Regions from separate parts of the Homo sapiens genome. Here regions 1 and 3 are each linked to region 2. Evidence: read pairs that join two places in POLR2A ChIA-PET (ENCODE). Cell type or tissue: GM12878. All regions are shown on one strand. Each heading gives the region's core, and the rest is flanking DNA. Links, peaks and the distances in the headings are about the cores only.

Region 1 (6,103 bases), core at 334-5,333, 360 kb after region 2:
GAAATCATCGGTAAGTGCAGACACGGAGCACATTCACATTTGTTCTTTTCTGCTACCTTGATAGCTTCAGAGTCTACCAGCTAGATGTGTCAGACAGCCCTGCTGGAGGTATCTTTTCCCAAGAAAAAAGACAGCAGGAGTGGAGGAGAGAGTATCAGACTGCAAGTCAGGATGGCTTTGTTCCACTTCTGCCTCCGCCTTGTACTTAATCCACCATGTGCCACTTTCTAGCCATATGGCCTTGGGCAAGTTACTTGACCTCTTGGAGTCCCTCTGTCCTCTTCTGTGAAAATGGGGATAGTATTCACACCTACCTCAAGGTGGTTAAAAAGATCCGGTGACCATCCAGATATGAAAGCACAGAGCCCAGCACTGGGCGCACTATTCACTCTGTAAATGTTACCTGAGGCTGAATCTCATCCTTGCAGGCCATAAACCCCGATTTGACTCTCAGAAACAAGGAGAGCGATAAAGATCCTAGGAGACTTCTGAATATTAGGATCGTCGTAATAGCAGATAGGGAGTGAATCCAAGCAAAACAGAATAGTCACGGCAACTCCCAAGAGGTTTTGCGTACGGACCACTTCTCCCTAGTCATTTAGTCATTGAATAAATGGTCATTTCTCATTCAAGTCCTCACAGAGCTTGAGTGGCCTAAGAAGCTGCTGTGTTCTCTTGACCCACCCTTACCCCCTGACTGGCCTGTAGCTGGGAGGAGGACTAGCAGCTTCTCTGTCTTCAACCTTCAGGGCTCTGATGTCTCTGTCTCTGTGAAGCAGGCCTGATTCTTGCCCCAGGCAGAATTAATGATTCTTTCTTTATATGCTAACACACTTGAACCTCTATTATAGCATCTCTTTCATAATGCTTTTGTGTGGAAGTTGATTGTTTGCATTTTGATCTTTCTCTCTCTATTTTAAATTGCTTGAGGGCATGGTGTGTGCACATAGTGGATACTCAGTAATTGTGGGATTAATATAGATCAGAGCACAGAAGCAGTTTCATGGGGGCTAAGAGCACAGAATCCAGAGCTCAACTTCCCTAGGTTCATATCCTAGTTCTGCCAATAGCTGTGACCTTATACAGGTTCCTCAACACCCAGGAGCCTCAGTTTCCTCATCTATAAAATGGGGACAATAATGCTACCTACCTTATAGGGCTGTTGTGAAAATTAAGTGAGTTAAATATATGTGAAGCACTGTTCTCAGTGATTGGCAGATAGTAATGTGAATTCAGTGGTCATGGTGGTGGCTGTTTTTTGTTTTTGTTTTTTTTTTTTTTTTTTTTGAGATGGAGTTTCGTTCTTGTTGCCCAGGCTAGAGTGCAGTGGCGAGATCTTGGCTCACCACAACCTCTACCTCCCGGGTTCAAGTGATTCTTCTGCCTCAGCCTCCCGAGTAGCCGAGATTACAGGCATGTGGCACCATGCCTGGCTAATTTTGTATTTTTAGTAGAGACGGGGTTTTTCCATGTTGGTCAGGCTAGTCTTGAACTCCCAACCTCAGGTGATCTGCCCACCTCAGCCTCCCAAAGTGCTGGGGATTACAGGCGTGAGTGTGGCTGTTTTATAGCTTGAATCTTTCTTCTGAGGTTTTTTTTTTTTTTTTTTTGGTAGGGGGTTGGGGGGATACGGAGGCTCATTCTGTTGCCCAGGCTGGAGTATAGTGGGGTTATCTTTGCTCACTGCAACATCTGCCTCTCGGGTTCAACTGATACTCGTGCCTCAGCCTCCCAAGTAGCTGGGACTACAGGCGCCTGTCACCACACCCAGCTAATTTTTGTATTTTTTGGTAGAGAAAAGGTTTCACTCTGTTGGCCAGGCTGGTCTCGAACTCCTGACCTGAAGTGATCCGCCTGCCTTGGCCTCCGTAAGTGCTGGTATTACAGGCATGAGCTACCACCTGCGGCCTACAGTCACTTTCTAAGGTTAAATTTGCCAAAGAAAACTACAGGGAACAGTCCTTTTTCTTTTTCTTTTTCTTTTTTTTTCTTTCTTTCTTTTTTTTTTTTTTTTTTTTTTTTTTTACTACTCATGCAAATTTAGTAACTCACCACCTGAAGGTTCCTTAGTTTCTTCATGTGTGGGTACCTGACAGATAGGTACTCACGATTCCATGTTCAGTTATGCTTTCTTTTTAAAAGTATGATTCTTTATTAAAGCAATAGTATAGATCCATTAGCTAAACATAAATTATGATTTATATTGTCAAAGAAATAGAAATATCCACTTAGACTAGATTTGAGGTGGCAAATCGATTTCTTCTTGAGTGCCCACTTTGATCCATTGATCAAAGGTGCATGTGAGGCTGGGCATGGTAGCTCACACCTGTAATCTCAGCACTGTGGGAGGCTGAGGTGACCTCAAGTGTGAGGTCAGGAGATCGAGACCAGCCTGGCCAACATGGTGAAACTCCGTCTCTACTAAAAACACAAAAATTAGCTGGGCGTGGTGGCATTCACCCAGCTACTCGGGAGGCTGAGGCAGGAGAATCACTTGAACCCAGGAGGCAGAGGTTGCAGTGAGCCAAGATTGCACCACTGCAACGCCAGCCTGGGTGGCAGAACGAGATTCTGTATAACAACAACAACAAAAGTGCATGTGAGGAAGGATTGTGGGCCACATCCCGACTCTGTGATCAGTTAGTAATGTCTGTCACAGATATGGCTTGGAGGAGTGGTGGCACATTGGCTGTCCCTGTATTGAATACATTGTTATCAGTCCCCCATGTAACCCTGCCTTTTTCTTTTTCATCTTAAAGAGGAAAGAAAGCTCTTTCCTCACTCATGGTGCTGTGGGCTTATTTACAGTGTGGTTTACCACACCATGGTTTTCTGCTTCTGCTTTGGTAGCTAAAGCTTTTCTCTGGCAGTTTTAGTTGCTTTGATGTTTTAAAGTGTCAAATCTTGGCATGAAAGCTTGTTGCCCCGGTTAATAACTTACTCTAATTACTCTAGTAGATAGCTTTAAAAAAAAATGGAGAGAAGTGATTAAGCAGGCGGTTGATTGCCTGTGTAAGCTTCCTCCTGACTAGGTGATATTGCTGTTGGGGGAAGACGCTTTCCTTCACTCCTTGTTGGGTGGTTTTTTTGGTGTGTGTGTGTGTGTGTGTGCGCGTGTGTGTGTGTGTGTGCGTGTGTGTGTGTGTGTGTGTGTTTATTCCTTCCCTTTCCCAAAAGATAATGGAGAAGGAAAAAAGTAAGATGAGTTCCACCCAGCTGAAAATGAAACTACTGGAAGAACGATTGTTGCCATTACCCCCTGAAAAGCAGCCCTGCATTTCAGCTGCTAAGAAAAGCAAGACACTGTTTGCTCTTTCCTTCTACTCACATGTCCGGCATCTGTCTAGAGTAGCTGAAGGTTCTTTGATTTCTGAGATGTTCTAAGTTGCCTTTCTGCTAGAGTATCTTTGATAGTTTCTTGAAAGCCTATTCATCCCCCACTAAATACAGTAACTACAATTTGAACATAGCTGAACCCTTTATAATTAAAGGTTTTTCTCACAGCCATGGAAGGGTTGAAATAGGTTGACTTCACAGAGTCCCTGCAGATTTTGCTTAAAACGTTTTGATGATTTTAGAGAGGATTTGTCATTTAAGAATAAATTATAATCAAAACAAAAACCACAGCAGTGTTTGAATCATGGCACCATGATACTACGAAGATGGTTTATAATTAAATAAAAGAATCAAGTTCTCAAACTGAGAAAGGGAACAACTTCCCAAGACACACAGCATTTTCTACAGCTGCTCTAAATAAGATGATCCCTGGTCAAAATGAACAAACTTAAGAATGACCTCCCTTTAAAGTCAGTAATCTGGTATCCTTTCTGTATTTATCATTTTATTCATTTCTTTGCGTTTATGTTCAGAGGGGAAATCCAAATGCCTCTAACCCTGTGAAGCAGGTGTTGGTTTGATTATTTAACATTCTGAATTCTAGGATGGAAAGAATGACTGTGACCATCTGATTGTCTTCCTCTGCCAGCTTTTAGAGCTTGGAATCTTAATACTTTTTCAAAACTGTACAGCCTCTAGTTGTGATCTATTAGGCAATTGCAATTTGTTAAATGTCTGGGGCCGGGCGCGGTGGCTCACGCCTATAATCCAGGCACTTTTGGAGGCGGGCGGATCACATGAGGTCAGGAGTTCGAGACCAGCCTGACCAACATGGAGAAACCCCATCTCTATTAAAAATACAAAATTAGCTGGGCATGGTGGCGCATGCCTGTAATCCCAGCGACTCGGGAGGCTGAGGCAGGAGAGTTGAACCTGGCAGGCAGAGGTTGTGGTGAGCTGAGATTGCGCCATTGCACTCCAGCCTGGGCAACAAGAGTGAAACTCTGTCTCAAAAAAAAAAAAAAAAAAAAGTCTGGTAATCTTGCCTATTCTTCCTCATGGTGTGAATCTGGAGGCATTCTCCATTCCCCAAACATTTACTCAGCACCGACTCTGTGTCAAACATAGTAGGAGGTAAGAAGAGGAATATTTGGGAGGCCGAGGAGGGCGGATCACCTGAGCTCGGGAGTTCGAGACCAGCCTGGCCAATTTGGCGAAACCCTGTCTTTGCTAAAAATACAAACATTAATTGGGCGTGGTAGCAGGTGCCTGTAATCCCAGCTACTCAGGAGGCTGAGGCAGGAGAATCACTTGAACGTGGGAGGCAGAGGTTGCAGTGAGCCGAGGTCCCACCACTGCACTCCAGTCTGGGTGACAGAGCGAGACTCCATCTCAAAAAAAAAAAAAGAGGAATCAGATGTGGTCTTGGTCCTTGAACAGCTCAAATCCATAGCCGTCGTGTTCCTGGTCACCTGGGGTCATCTACATCTGAGTTCTTCAGAGTATCAGGGGCCAAGTAAGGAAGACAGCTGTGCCCTGGTCAGGTGATGGAGATGGGGTGACCTAAAAGTGGTGGTTCCTACATAGCTCATGAATTCCAGCTGGGCCCTGGAGCTGCAGAGCTGAGAAAGCAAGACCAGCTTAAAGACAGACCCTGATTTGCTTCGGCTTAGTACAGGTGAAGAAGGTAAACTGGGGTAGAGGAGGAGCCTTCTTCACTTCAAAGGATAGCAATTCCTCTAGAATTGTGAGTTGTCAAAGCTGGAAAGGAACACAGAAATCTTGTAGCCTAGTCTCTTATTTTACATACAGGACAAATTGAGACCTAGGAAAGGAAGTGGCTTGCCCAGGTCAAAAAGTTAGCAGAAGACTCGGAGCAAGTATGTGAAAGGGAACACGACAAAAAGCAAGACTTTCCAACACTTTCAAGCCAGCCTGTCAGATGTATGTACTCAAAAAGGAATGTAAACCTTTCTCTTTGACTAATAATAATTACTTCATTGTCTAGAATTTCCTGTGGGTTAAAGACACTACAACACCTTAGTTAAATGTAACTAATCCCCAGGAAATGATCAGATCTGTGTTTGTTTTAAAAATGATTATTTTCTGTCATTGGTATTTTGTCCGAGACATTTGGACATCTAGCAGCAAGGCAAATGCATATCTGTGTCATTTAACAATGTCAGCAGGTATTGTTACCTCATCTATTTCAGAGTCCTCCACACTGTGGAAGGCACAGGGTATACACTCGAATACTTTTTGAGTTTATTATGCATTGTGGAAACACAGTGGCCATTATATTCTGACAGACCTGGATGTGAGTCCCAGTTCTGTCACTTACTGTCGATGTGGCCTTGGGCAAGTTATTTCACCTCTGAAACTGTTTCCTAATCTGTGAAATGTGGTGATGAGTGTATATGTGTATCAACACACACGCACTCTTTCCTTTAAAACAATACTTTGCAAGGGTCTAAACCCCAACATGGTACCTACACATATTGTGGTTTTGTCTTTGGAGGGGGCATTCTTATTTTTATTTCACGTCAAGTTGCAGAGCTGCTATTAGGATTCAGCGGAGGCATTGGTATCTAAGATTGTGACAATCTGGGCTTTATCTCTGAGAAATGACTGAAAAAAAAAATGTGTCCTTGTGATTTTTCCCACTCCGTCATTGATCACTCTCCGTTCATGTCCTACTCCCACTGCCTTCTCCTCGTCTCCCTTTGCCTCAGAGAAAACTAATGGAGCCATAGAGAAAGCTCTGAGA
Region 2 (6,103 bases), core at 500-5,499:
ACGCTCCAGACAGAGCGGCAACTGCCAGCCACTTGCCACCAGGTCCTCCCTTTGACAAGCCCAACTCGCCCAAAGCCCTCCCGGCCCGACGGGGCCCTCCCGTGCTCCCGGCTCAGTGGCAGCGGCGGTTCCCGGTCCGGGTCCGCGGGTGCCTGCCGTGGCCCTCCCCGCACCACGCGCAGCCCTCCAGGCCCCCGGGGCGCGCCGAGGCGCTTCCTTACCTTGGTGAGTCCTCCGCAGCGGGTGTGGCCGGCTCTGCGGGCGGCCCCGGGCCAGGGCCGGGGGGCGGGGGGCGGGGGTGCCGGGCTAGGGGGGAGCGGCAGGGTGAGGGCTGGGGGCGCGGGCACGGTGCCCAGCGGGGGTGAGGGGGCCGTTGGCAGCCCCAGGGCCCTCGGGCGGGCCGGGCCGAGCCGGAGGAGGTGCGCGGCGCGCGGGGCCGGGGAGGGGCGCCGGGGCCCGGGCCGGAGGGCGGAGGGCTCCCTCCTGAGGCGGGCGGGGTGCTCCAGCCTGCGGGGCCGGCCCGGAGCCGGGCTAGGCGCGCGGGAGGGAGGCCCGGCGCCCGGGGAGCCGAGGACTGGGCGCGCGGATCAGAGGGGCCGTTTTTCTTGCCTCGGCTGACAAATCAATCAGGGCCAGCCGGGCGCCGGGAGCGGCCACCCGGGCTGCGGCGCGCGGCTCCCCGCTCGCCCCGCGTTGCCAGCTGCCGGCCGCCTGGAGTGGGCGCGGGCCGCGGCGCGGGCTGGCTGCGGTCATTAGGCTGCGGGCGCGTGCGGCCGGGGGCGGGGGCGGGGGCGGCGGCGAGCGCCGGGAGGGGGCGGCGCGGCGTCCCCCGCGTCCCCCGCGTCCCCGGCCTCCCCACCCCGCCCGCCGCCGTCCCGCGCCCGCTAGCGCTCGGCGTCCCCCGCCCCCCGCTCCGTGGCTGTCACCGGCCGGTCCCCCCGGCCGTCCCCGCCCGCCTCCCCCTGTCTCTTTCCATCTCCCGGTCTCCGCGGCGTTTCTCTGCCTCCTTCCTCGCCTCTCCCGGCCTCTCTGGCTGTCCCCGGCTCTCTTCCTCACTGCCTCTCTCTTTTTCTCTTACCCCTCTCTCCTCGGCTGCTCTCACCACTTCCTCCCTCCCTCTCCGGCTTCCTTCTACCTCCCCTCACTCTCCCCCCTTTCTCGCCTTGCTCAGGGGGACTCGCTATCTCTTTCTCTGTCTCTCCTTGGAACAGCGGCCCCCAAAATGCAACTGAAGCCATTTCCCTGCTCTGAGACCTCGGACAAGTCACTCCCCGCCAGGGCTGCAGTTTCCTGTCTCTAAAAGGAGTTGATGAGCAGCTCTAGGTGGGGTGGCGATGGGGGACGCAGGAGGTGCCCCGTGCCTGTGGTCCCCTGTTGAAGTTCACGCCTCCTCAAATGCAGCGGCCACCCAGCGCTCGCTGGGTGCCATGTGTGCCCCACAAAACACCTTTCCTCAGCCTCGAGGACAAGTACCAGAGGCCAGTTCCGCGGGAAAAGTTAATGGTGGTTTCCTCCAGGGTCCCTAAAGCCCCTCCTGAAAAGTGACTGTGGTTCCCCTCCCCCTGTCCTCAGGTTTTGAGTGGGCACAACCTAAGCTGGATCTGATAGGCCCTGTCACCTGCTGGTTCCTCCCTGGTTGACACCAAGCAGAGGGGCAATGCTCTCTCGCTGTCCTTAGACCCAAGCAGGAGAAAAATCTACCCTCCCTCCTTCCCTCCCCATTCCCCATCACACCATGATTGGCTTTTAAGCTTCAGGGATGTTTCCCGGACCGAGTGTGGCTTCAGAGTCAGAGAGATGTGAGTTCAAGACCACTTGCTTAGGTAAGTCACACTGCTCCAAGTTTCAGTTTCTTCATCTGTGAAATGGGAGCAATAACCACCTCTTTTTCAGGATTGCCATTGAGATCATTCGTGGAATCCATAAAGTGCCCAGCCCACAGGTTATTTATTCTGTCCAGCTTTTATTCAAGCTTTTTGCTTAGCACTGAGGAAACAGCAATTCACGAGGCAGGCATGGTCTCTGCCTTCATGCAACTTGCATTCTAGGAGGCAGACAGACTGTGGACAGCAATTACAGAATTTCATGACAGTTATACAAGTGCCATGGAACATATAGAGTACGATAAGACCAGATATCCAGGGAAACTGACCTGGTCTGGGGCTCAGGAAGGCCTTTCCCAAAGTGTGATGACATCGAAGCTGAGACCTGAAGTCAATTGGGGCACCAGGATTGCAGTTGGTAGGAAGTGGGCAGGGGGTGCTAAAAGAGGTGGTGGAGGGAGAGCGTTCCTGGCACGAGGGAGCAAGGCCAGCGCGAAAGCCGGAGTGGCCGGTGTGGGGTGGGGAGCGGGATGAGGCTGCAGAGGTGGGCGGGGCCAGGCGTGGGCAGGCAGTGTCTTGTAGGCTGTGCTGGGAAGTCCCGGCCTCAGCGCACAGAAACTGCTCTCATGAACCCTCAACCACATGAGTCCCGATTTCCCCTTTTCTGAGCTGGAAGGAAGAAGCCAGGCCAGCATGCAGACTCATTCTTTGCCTTTGGTTATTCCTGGGGGCTGCCATCTCTTGTCCTCTCCTTTGCTATGTCCCAGCACTGTGCACCCAAAGATGTCATTGCCTACTATGACAGCCATGCCCCCACCCGAGGGCCTCCCTGGCAGCACACACTCAGGCTTGGTTTCTGTTTGTGCCCTTAAAGTCAGGCCCACAGGAGGCATCGTCCTTGGCCACTGATCCCCTGTTGTGTGCCAGGCCCTGTGCTGGGCATGGCCCCTGTCCTCACAAAGCACTCCTTTTTCTGGGAAGACACTTTTGAGCACACAGGGATGCAATGACCATGATGAAGGAGTCTCATGGGGGACCTGAGGCATGGGGCTGGAAGCTCTTTGAGGGCAGGTCCATCGTGTGTTTTCTCACCTCGCATCATCATCAGGGTGTGGCACTGTGCCTGGCACCAAGGCAGACACTCAGAAACACGTATTTGGAGGATGAAAAAGAAAAGTGGAGTTTAAACATAGAAGGATGAAGGCTCAGTAGGAGCTCAGAGAGCCACAAGAAAGGGGGAGGAGACCTGCCTCTGAAGCTCTGTAAGGAGGAGGCAAAGGGCTCTGTAGTGGGAGGGAGCTGATGCTTCTGGGGCTCCTCCTCCTGGGGCCAGGCAGGTGCTGGGCACTTTTGTGCAGTTCCCTGGGCCAACCTCCACAGCGCCCCGCCTCGAGGGCACCATTGGCCCCACTTTTCTGTTAAAGCGCTAGGGTCCAGAGGGGTTGCGTCACAGGCTTGAGGTCACACAGCCAGTAAGAGCCTGCGCCCGGATTTGAACCCTGGTCCGCCTGCTCCTCTTTACTAAAAGGAGGAAGCAAAAGAGGAGGAGAAGGCAGAGGAAGGCGACGACTGAGAACAAAAGAAGAGCAGTGGCAAAGGAGTGAGCTCCATGAGTAATTTTTCAACTTAAAAACAATTCCCATTTCCCAGCCCTGCGGAGGCAGGCGCAGCGGATCTGAGGCGAGGCCGGCCCTCTGACTCGCAGGAGCCTGCCAAGGGGCCCCGGCAAGCTGCTTCAAAGTCGGCCTCTTCAGCACAGGCGCTTTTAAACTTCACACGGGAAACTTTCCAGGGCTGACTTTTTGCACTTTGTTTCCAAATCAAGAGATGGGGAAGTCCCTCTCAGCCCAGCGGGGAGGCGATCACACTGCGAGACTTGCCCTAGGGTTTTTGGCTTGGCACTGAGCTCCTCAATAGGGCAAATGGGCTGATCCCCAGATGTAGGGGTGTGGGGCCCTGTCCCCTGCCCGAAATGGGTTCCCAGGAAGAATTCAGGGTGTGGGCTTGGCAGCCAGTGCCCCCCTACCCCCCCTCCGTCCCCAGGGTCCCCAGGGGGGATAAGGCCTCTCTTCCTGTATCCTCCCAAGTCTGTTTCTACCTGGGTTCCAGGTGGCTTTTGTGGACAAGATGCGACCACCTCATGAGGATCAAGATGTACTCCTTGCTCTTCTCTGCACAGCAGTCTCAAAACTAGGCTACACCGTCTGTCTCCTCTGGTCACCATTTTGAGAGGCAGCAAGGGTCTTCCTAACCCTCAGCTCCCTCTGATTTTTGGAATTCAGATTTGGATTTTGGATGTACATCAAGAGGCTGGCTCCACGCATTTTAATTAAGTTGTCTTTTTTCATTTATTACTAATACACTCCTCTTAACTATGATTTATTGGTTAAACAAAGCACCATAAGCCGTCACTTATTCATCTTAATTTCAACAAAATTAAAGTAGTCGCTGTTAGATTGCACCTAATTGCACTTGCAATGAAAAGAACGGAGATGTTAATCAAAATAAATTGAAGATAAACAATAAAATCATTACATCTTTGCGGTGGTAAGTGTAACTAATCAGTTTTGACTCGAAGTGACCGAGCAGGAATAATGAATGTGTCACCGAAGGCACGCTCATTAAGGGAGGCTGCCGGGACCTGGTCCTCAGGGCAGCAAACAGCCACCCTGCCCATGTGGCTCTGAGGGTTCCTGCCTCCTGGGCTGGGCAGAGGGACCCCAAGGAGTAAAGTGATTCAGGAGGAGGCTCAGAGAATGGAAGCGAGTCATGGATGGGGGTCTCTGAGGCTGCCCTGCTACAAAGGGGTCCTCTCACTCTGATGGGAAAGAGGTCCCAGGCTCGTTACTGGACAGCCCAGGAAACCAAGGATGGGGTGAAGGCAGCTGGAAGACAGACAGACAGCCCGATATCCAGGGAATATAAACAGGCAGATGCACTGCAGGGTCACAGTAGAGAAGAGTCAAGCATTAAGAGACAAGGAGAGCTGGGTGCGGTGGCTCACGCCTGTAATCCCAGCACTTAGGGAGGCTGAGGCTGGTAGATAACCTGAGGTCAGGAGTTCAAGACCAGCCTGGCTAACATGGTGAAACGCTGTCTTTATTAAAAATACAAAAGAATTAGGCAGGCATGGTGGCGCACACCTGTAGTCCCAGCTACTCAGGAGGCTGAGGCAGGAGAATTGCTTGAACCTAGGAGACAGAGGTTGCAATGAGCCGAGATTGGTACCACTGCACTCTAGCCTGGGCAACAAAGTGAGACTCCATCTCAAAAAAAAAAAAAGAGAGAGAGAAGGAGAGTTGGGCACAGTGGCTCATGCCTATAATCCCAGCACTTTGGGAGGCCAAGGCAGGTGGATCACTTGAGGTTAGGAGTTTGAGAACAGCCTGGCCAACATGGCTAAACCCTGTGTCTACTAAAAATACAAAATTAGCTGGGCATGGTGGTGCACACCTGTAATCCCAGCTACTCGGGAGGCTGAGGCAGGAGAATTGCTTGAACCTGGGAGTCAGAGGTTGCAGTGAGCCAAGATTGTGCCATTGCACTCCAGCCTGGGTGACAGAGCGAGACTCTGTCTCAAAATAGAAAGAAAGGAAAGAAAGAAAAGAAAAAGAAAGAAAGAAAGAAAAGGAAAAGAAAAGAAAAGAAAGGAGAAAGAGACAGGCAGAAGAGCAGTGAGGGAAAGGAGTCTGGCCAAGGCCAGAGATGGACAATCAGACAGGGACAGACAGAGAAAGGAGCTGCAGAGGGAGGGAAAGCGAGGCAGCTCTGACAGTGATGGAGGAGGGACGGGGAACCAGCTGAGTGAGGAGAGGGAGGCAGAAGAGAGAACCAGGCCGATCTGCAGAGGTGGAGGCTGTGGGTCATCATTCAATCATCGCTCCTGTGAGGACTATACATGCACATTTTCATTTGGAGCCAGTTAAAGCTCGGGAGCTTTCAGGTTAGGATTCTGGGGACACAGCAGTCCTCAGCAGTCTGGGCAGGTAAACGACTGTCAGGATGGAATCCCTGGACTGGGATCAGGAACACAGGGGGAGTGATCATGAGTACTGAGGCAGAGGGCCACCTGGAGGACTCCTGGGCTCATCCTCCCACCACAGGGCTTTCATAGCCCTTAAAGGGTCCAGATGGGGCTCCTTCCTCATGTCACAGGCCTCTGTGCCAGCCTTTGGGTTGCTGGCCTGGACACCAGATGCTGTGCAGAGTTGCTCTGGCTGAGGCTGCCTTAGCAACACCCTCTTTCCAGTCTGGGAAGATCCAGAATGTGGGCAACTTCG
Region 3 (6,103 bases), core at 334-5,333, 300 kb after region 2:
CATGGCTGTATTTTTTTATACAAAATCTGAAATCGTGTAATTGAATGGCTTGGCAGAATAGGTAAATGAATGTAGCAACATGCATTCAAATATGTCTCTTGGGTTTGTAATGAGCTGATTTTGAAGTTCACAGTTGTAAGACTTGCCATTTTATTTCCTGATTTTATACTCCGGACCCAGACAAAGGTGCCAGTTTTTTGGTGTGGGTTTTTTTTTTTTTTTTGTATTAACAGAAAAAGGAAGAAGAAAATTGTTCATAAAAATCAGTTTGCCTTTTTTGGGCATCACTATTGGATTCTGTGTTCCAGTAACCTTTATTCAACTGTCCTTCTATAAAATTATCTTCTAATGTGACCATTTCTACTTAATTTTAGAATTATTAACTGCCTCTGTTAGAGCTGAAAGAAATTCTGTCATGTTGGCCGGGGTTGGTAGTCTGCCACGGGTGTGTGCCCACACTAGTATGAGAGAGAGTTGTTGCCTGTGCATACTTCTCTCATAGCATTAATCTTAGTAATTACACTTGTTGATTTACAAGTCTGAATCCCCCACTAGACACTGAGCTCCTTGAAACTAGAGATTGTATCAGAATCGCCTGTTAGCCCCAGGACCCAGCAAAGGACCTCACAGTCAGTCAATGGTTTATGACCAATGAGCTATAGAATGCTGTATTAGTCAGAGTTCTCTAGAGGGACACACTAATAGGATATATATATATATAAAACTCAATGACATCATATTCTTTAGAATCTATAGTGTTCTTATCTCTAATAGTGTTTTGAAAATTGGTATCCTTGTTAGCTTGAATCCTCCAAGAAGCTGACATCAAGACAGGATTAACAGATTCTGTGTTGAAATAGAATGATTTATAATTTCAATAATATTTAGCGTATGGACTTTTAACAGTAATGTGCTGACAACAATCTTATTTGAATTTCTTTTGAAGTTAAGGCTTATATTCTTAGAGAACTTTTGTTTCTCCATATATATATATATGGAGAGTTATTAAGTATTAACTTACACAATCACAAGGTCTCACAATAGTCTATCTGCAAGCTGAGGAGCAAGGAGAGCCAGTCCGAGTCCCAAAACTGAAGAACTTGGAGTCTGACGTTTGAGGCCAGGAAACAATCCAGCATGAGAGTAAGTTGTAGGCTGGGAGGCTAGGCCAGTCTCTCTCTCCTTTTCATGTTTTTCTGCCTGCTTTATATTCACTGGCAGCTTATTAGATGGTGCCCACCAGATTAAGGGTGGATCTGCCTTCCCCAGCCCACTGATTCAAATGTTAATCTCTTTTGGCAATACCCTCACAGACACACCCAGGATCAATACTTTGTATCCTTCAATTCAATCAAGTTGACACTCAGTATTAACCATCACAACTGGTAAGCCAAATGGGTGTCCGAGTAGATACCAAAGTGTGCAGTAGACAAAAAGATCATCAGCTTTGGAGCTAAAGAGACATCATTTCGAATCCTGGTTAATTAAGAGATTGGGAATTGCTTATGGAATCCAATTGAGATTTTGATGTTTTAGGACAATTCTAGATATTGAAAACAGCGACTGCACTACTATACATTCAGACAAGAGAAACCATGTACTTTTGGTGGGAGATAGGGCAAAAGAGGAAAGGACAGAGTAATATTGGGAGATTGCCATTCAATGGGCACAGAAAGATCTACTTTTGGGTTTGTCAGGATGTCCTTTAGGCTATGCAGATGTGTGACTCTAGGTAAGTCCCTTATATTCTCTCAGCTCATCTTTCTTTTGCTACAAAATGAGAGAGTTAAACAGTTTAGAGCAACTGGCTGATCTCCCACTTTCTTTGCCTCACCTGGTTGGGCTTGATGACACAGAGCTTGGGTTTTACCTTTTCTTTTCAAGGAGCAAACCCTTGGCACCACTCATGGTATTACGGCCAGACCTCTGGGATGGGCATGATTTCTTAGCTAGGAGAGAGCTTGGTATAATAAGGAGGTTCTCAACCCCAGCATACATAGACAGACTTGGTTTATTTCACTCACTTGTGAGATGTTTCACAAATAATTTGTTAGTGTTAAATAATATAGCTAGGCCAGGTGCAGTGGCTCACGCCTGTAATTGCAGCACTTTGGGAGGCCAAGGCAGGCATATCACAAGGTCAAGAGATCGAGACCATCCTGGCCAACATGATGAAACCCTGTCTCTACTAAAAAAAAAAAAATACAAAATTTAGCCGGGTGCGGTGGCACACGCCTGAAGTCCCAGCTACTCGGGAGGCTAAGGCAGGAGGATTGCTGGAACCTGGGAGGCAGATGTTGCAGTGAGCTGAGATTGTGCCACTGCACTCCCGCCTGGTGAAAGAGAGAGATTCTGTCTCAAAATAATAATAATAATAATAATAATAATAATAATAATAATATAGCTAATGAAACTTGTGGATGATATACTGTTTTAATACATTAGGTGGACTGAAGACATTCCTATACTACCCTTCACTTGAGGTGGAGTGGCAGCTAGCACCATGGGGTTGTGATACATGGGCATGTCCATGGAACTCTATTGCCATGAAAACTTGTCCTTCATTGGTCAGCAGTCAGGGAAAAAAGCTAAAATATACAGTGTAGCTTAAAAGATCATGATAGAAGCCAGACTTAAAAGGCTATGTACTGTATTATTCCATTTCTATGATGTTCTGAAAAAAAAAGCGAAATTATAGGAATAGGAAAGAGATCAGTGGTTGCCAGGGCTGAGATTTGGGGAGGCAAGGTTGGCCACAAAGGAGCAACACAAGCAGGCTGGATGGGGTGTGATGGAAGTGTTCTATATCTTGATTGTCTGTGGTTGTTACACCGATGTGGGCATTTGTCAAAAGAGTGACTTTTACTGCATGTTTAAAAGAAGTGAATTTTTAAAAGAGAGATGGTGGGAAGGACAGGTGGAAAACAGATGATCTCAGTGCTGTGTGCTAAGAGCTATGACACATAAATAGACAGTGAGGGAGATTCTGTTGGATGGTGCACAAGCAAACATTTAGGGGTCCTGGAAATGTTGTATGGATTCATTGCGGGTGGTGGTTACATAGCTGTATCCAGTTGCCAAAATTCATCTATATATACACATAGAATGGGTGGAGTTTATTTGATATAAATTAAAATTCAAAGTTGATTTTTAAAAAAGAAAAAGGATCATGAGCTTTGGAACCAGAGACCATACTTCAAATCTTGACCATTTCTTTACTTGCTTGGTGATCTTGAGCAAGTCACTTCATGTCTCTGAGCCTCAGTTTCTTCATCTCTACATTATAGCTAAAAATACCCATCTCACATAGTTGAGGTGAGGAATAGAAATAATGCCTGATGGAGCTAAGGTACCAGATATTTTCATTTTCATCCCCAAAATGGCCCAGAGCACAGAACTGGTCTTTAAATTAACTGAAGCTGCCCTATTTTAGAGTCATAATAAAAGTTAAGTTCAAACATTTGTGAAAGGTAAAAATGTTACCATCCATATGTTTGTTTAATAGTAGCTCTTAGAATCTTATTAGCTTTGCTATCTTTTATATCACTATAGCATGCTAAATCTTCTAGGGTTAAGTCATATTTAATTAGTTAACTAAGAATAATATACGCTGTTCCTTCAGTCAGGAAAGCACAGGGAATTACTTATAGTGTTAGCTCGGAAAGAGTCATTCATTGAGGAATGATTGAAAAAGTACTAGTGACCCATTTATAATCCCCATCTTTTTTTAATTTGCTTTCATTCTGTCTTTGAAATGAAATCTTTATCTTGGGTTAGGGGAATAAATATTAATTTTAGAAATCCCTATTGGCCCAGCCCACTCTTTTGTGATTGACGCAATCTTAAAAGTAATTGGAAAGAACATCTGTGTGCTTGTGGCACTCAACATTTTAAAATCATTCAAAATGTGGTTGAGAACCATTCTTTCTCCTAAGAGAGTAGACATCTACCTAACAGTCATAACAGAAGCTACCTATTTTTGAGTCTCTGGTTTGTTTTGTGAACTGTGATAGGTACTTTGTGTTATTTTGCTTAATTTGTTCCATACCACCACTTTGTTAGGTAAACAGGAAGTGTTGCCCTTTTGCAGAGGAAAGTAGCCTTGGAGAGACGAAGGAACAGCTCTTGGGGGAGCCTGCTTGTCAATGGGAGGACCGCACCTGCTGCTCTGGATGGTCCAGCTCCCCTCCTCTCCTGCCATGTCTCACAATGGACACTGCTTCTGAAGGAAGCAGGCAACCCTCTGCCTAACAAATTCAGGTCAATCTTCTACATGACAGGAGCTCCTTTGTTAGCTCTCTTCTCCCAGAGTCAAATCTGTTTTTAAAATTTTATTCAGTAAGTAAAAGAGCACTGACGGAGGCCCTCATTTTTGGAACCTCCTTCTTCCTTGAGGACTTTCACCAGCCACATTGGTCTTAAAATTGTTGAGTTTATCTGATTCCAGACTATCCTCCTTCTAAAGCAGTCTTTTTACAAAGACAAAACCCATCAGATCTGTCCACTGCTTGAAACCCTTCTTTGATTTCAGGAAAAGAGTTAAACTCCATGGTCCAGCATGTAAATTTCTTACAAGCTGGGCTCTTTGGACTGCTCTAGTTTCATCTCTACTATTGCCAAAGATCCTCTCTCCACCCATCCCCACCCTCCAAAAAAAAAAAAAAATCACACAAAGAGACACCCCGCTCTACCCTTACTCTGGGATCCAGTAACCCCGAGCCATTTGTAATTCTTTGTTTCTTTGCCTCTGTAATTTTTGGTTTCCTCCAGACAGAATGTGCTTCTGTTTCATCCAGTTCGCCTTCCTCACTTAGCTGATACTACAGTCTAGTGGAGATGCCCTTCCTTGGTGCTGCCACAGCCCTTTGCCCACCTGTGTTGCAGCATCATCACGTAGCATTGTGATCCATCCTTTGCAGGTCTCTTCCCCAAGAGACTTAATAGTTCCTTGAGGACAGACAGCACTGTGTCTTGTTCATTGATTTATCCTAGCTGTCTAGGACAGGGCTGGCACACATTTATGCTTACTAAATGTTTGTATGAATGATCCAGCCTTGCAGATTTGGCCTGAAAATCTAACAGGGAAAAAATAGCTTCTGACCCCCCCATTTATTCCCTCTCAACTAAGAGTGACCTTAGATAAGGGAGGGTTGCTGTCTTCCTGAGCCTGCCAGGGTTTATTGAGGCTGACTGTACCCACATTAAGGAAAGGTCACTGAAAACCTTATTAGCACACCATCCTTGCCCTGAACTGAGATCCATGATAAGCATGGCACAGGAGGAAGAGCATGAGGCTCTCGTGTGACCAGTTTGTTAGAGAGTACAAACTTCCGCTTCATCCAGAAAGCCCATTTTGGAACTGGGTCATCACAGTTACTAAGCTCACTCACAGAAGCAGGAGGGCTGTTGCATCTTCATTCTATTCTCTCTGACCAATCCACCTCCCTAGCCCTTCGGCAAGACCACTTGGAAGTTGGTAGCCAGCGGGGAATCATACCTGTGGCTGTTTGTTTGTTTTTTAAAGAAAGAAAAGGAGGGGGGATATTTTGTTAACAGTTAATAAAATAATACATGTAGACTGTAGAAAGTTTGGAGAATATAGGAAAACACAAAAACTAAAATGAAAAAATCCTTCGTATATATTATAGAGCCTGCTTTTATATCTAAATATATTGTAAATGTTTTTCCATGTTAAGTATTCTTCTATAGTCTGATTTTAATGAATATATAATATTCCATCATTTTGATAGTTCATAATATATTGTAATCATTCTATTATTATACATTTAGGTTGCTTTCAAGTATTTTCAATTATGAATAACAGTACTTAACAGGCAACTTTTTTTTCTTAAATTTTAAGGCACTGCATGCTCAATACATAAGCTGTAGAAGACACAGAAAAGAATGCAGAAGAAAAAGATTTTCTACAATCCCATAATCTAGAAAAACCACTATTAGTTTGTCTTTTCTTCTGGTCTTTCTAGGAGCATATATGATGGCATGTGACACATAGTGGTGTATACCCCTTGTTTTCCCTCCTCCTTCCTCCCTCCCTCCCTCCCTCCTTTCCTTCTTCCCCCCTCCCTCCTTTTTCTTCCTCCCT

The links. ChIA-PET counts read pairs that join two places held together with the same protein. Peaks named below come from ENCODE experiments on the same cell type or tissue, not always from the same donor. Only the 100,000 strongest peaks of a DNase experiment are listed, where the experiment ranks them.
Region 1: POLR2A ChIA-PET joins it to region 2 with 5 read pairs; 1 of 35 experiments calls an interaction of 5 or more read pairs at or near these places.
Region 3: POLR2A ChIA-PET joins it to region 2 with 5 read pairs; 2 of 35 experiments call an interaction of 5 or more read pairs at or near these places.

Annotation. Positions count from the first base shown.
Region 1 is chr9:123,634,962-123,641,064 of GRCh38, reverse strand. All of the region lies in intron 9 of DENND1A (DENN domain containing 1A), which reads left to right. Among named protein-coding and RNA genes, the nearest start is that of MIR7150, 150 kb to the right of the region's middle. In GM12878, for the core only: no CTCF peak of the experiment used is centred there; a DNase peak (open chromatin) is centred at 2,834.
Region 2 is chr9:123,994,368-124,000,470 of GRCh38, reverse strand. LOC105376267 (a long non-coding RNA gene) reads left to right here and starts at 1,084. Exons shown (of 3, transcript XR_930333.4): 1 at 1,084-1,323; 2 at 1,752-1,823; 3 at 3,352-4,363. RefSeq lists silencers at 176-245, 436-595 and enhancers at 1,639-2,393, 2,473-2,582. In GM12878, for the core only: no CTCF peak of the experiment used is centred there; DNase peaks (open chromatin) are centred at 2,460 and 3,630; H3K4me3 peaks cover 1,833 bases; H3K27ac peaks cover 2,132 bases.
Region 3 is chr9:123,690,103-123,696,205 of GRCh38, reverse strand. All of the region lies in intron 5 of DENND1A (DENN domain containing 1A), which reads left to right. Among named protein-coding and RNA genes, the nearest start is that of MIR7150, 210 kb to the right of the region's middle. In GM12878, for the core only: no CTCF peak of the experiment used is centred there; no DNase peak of the experiment used is centred there.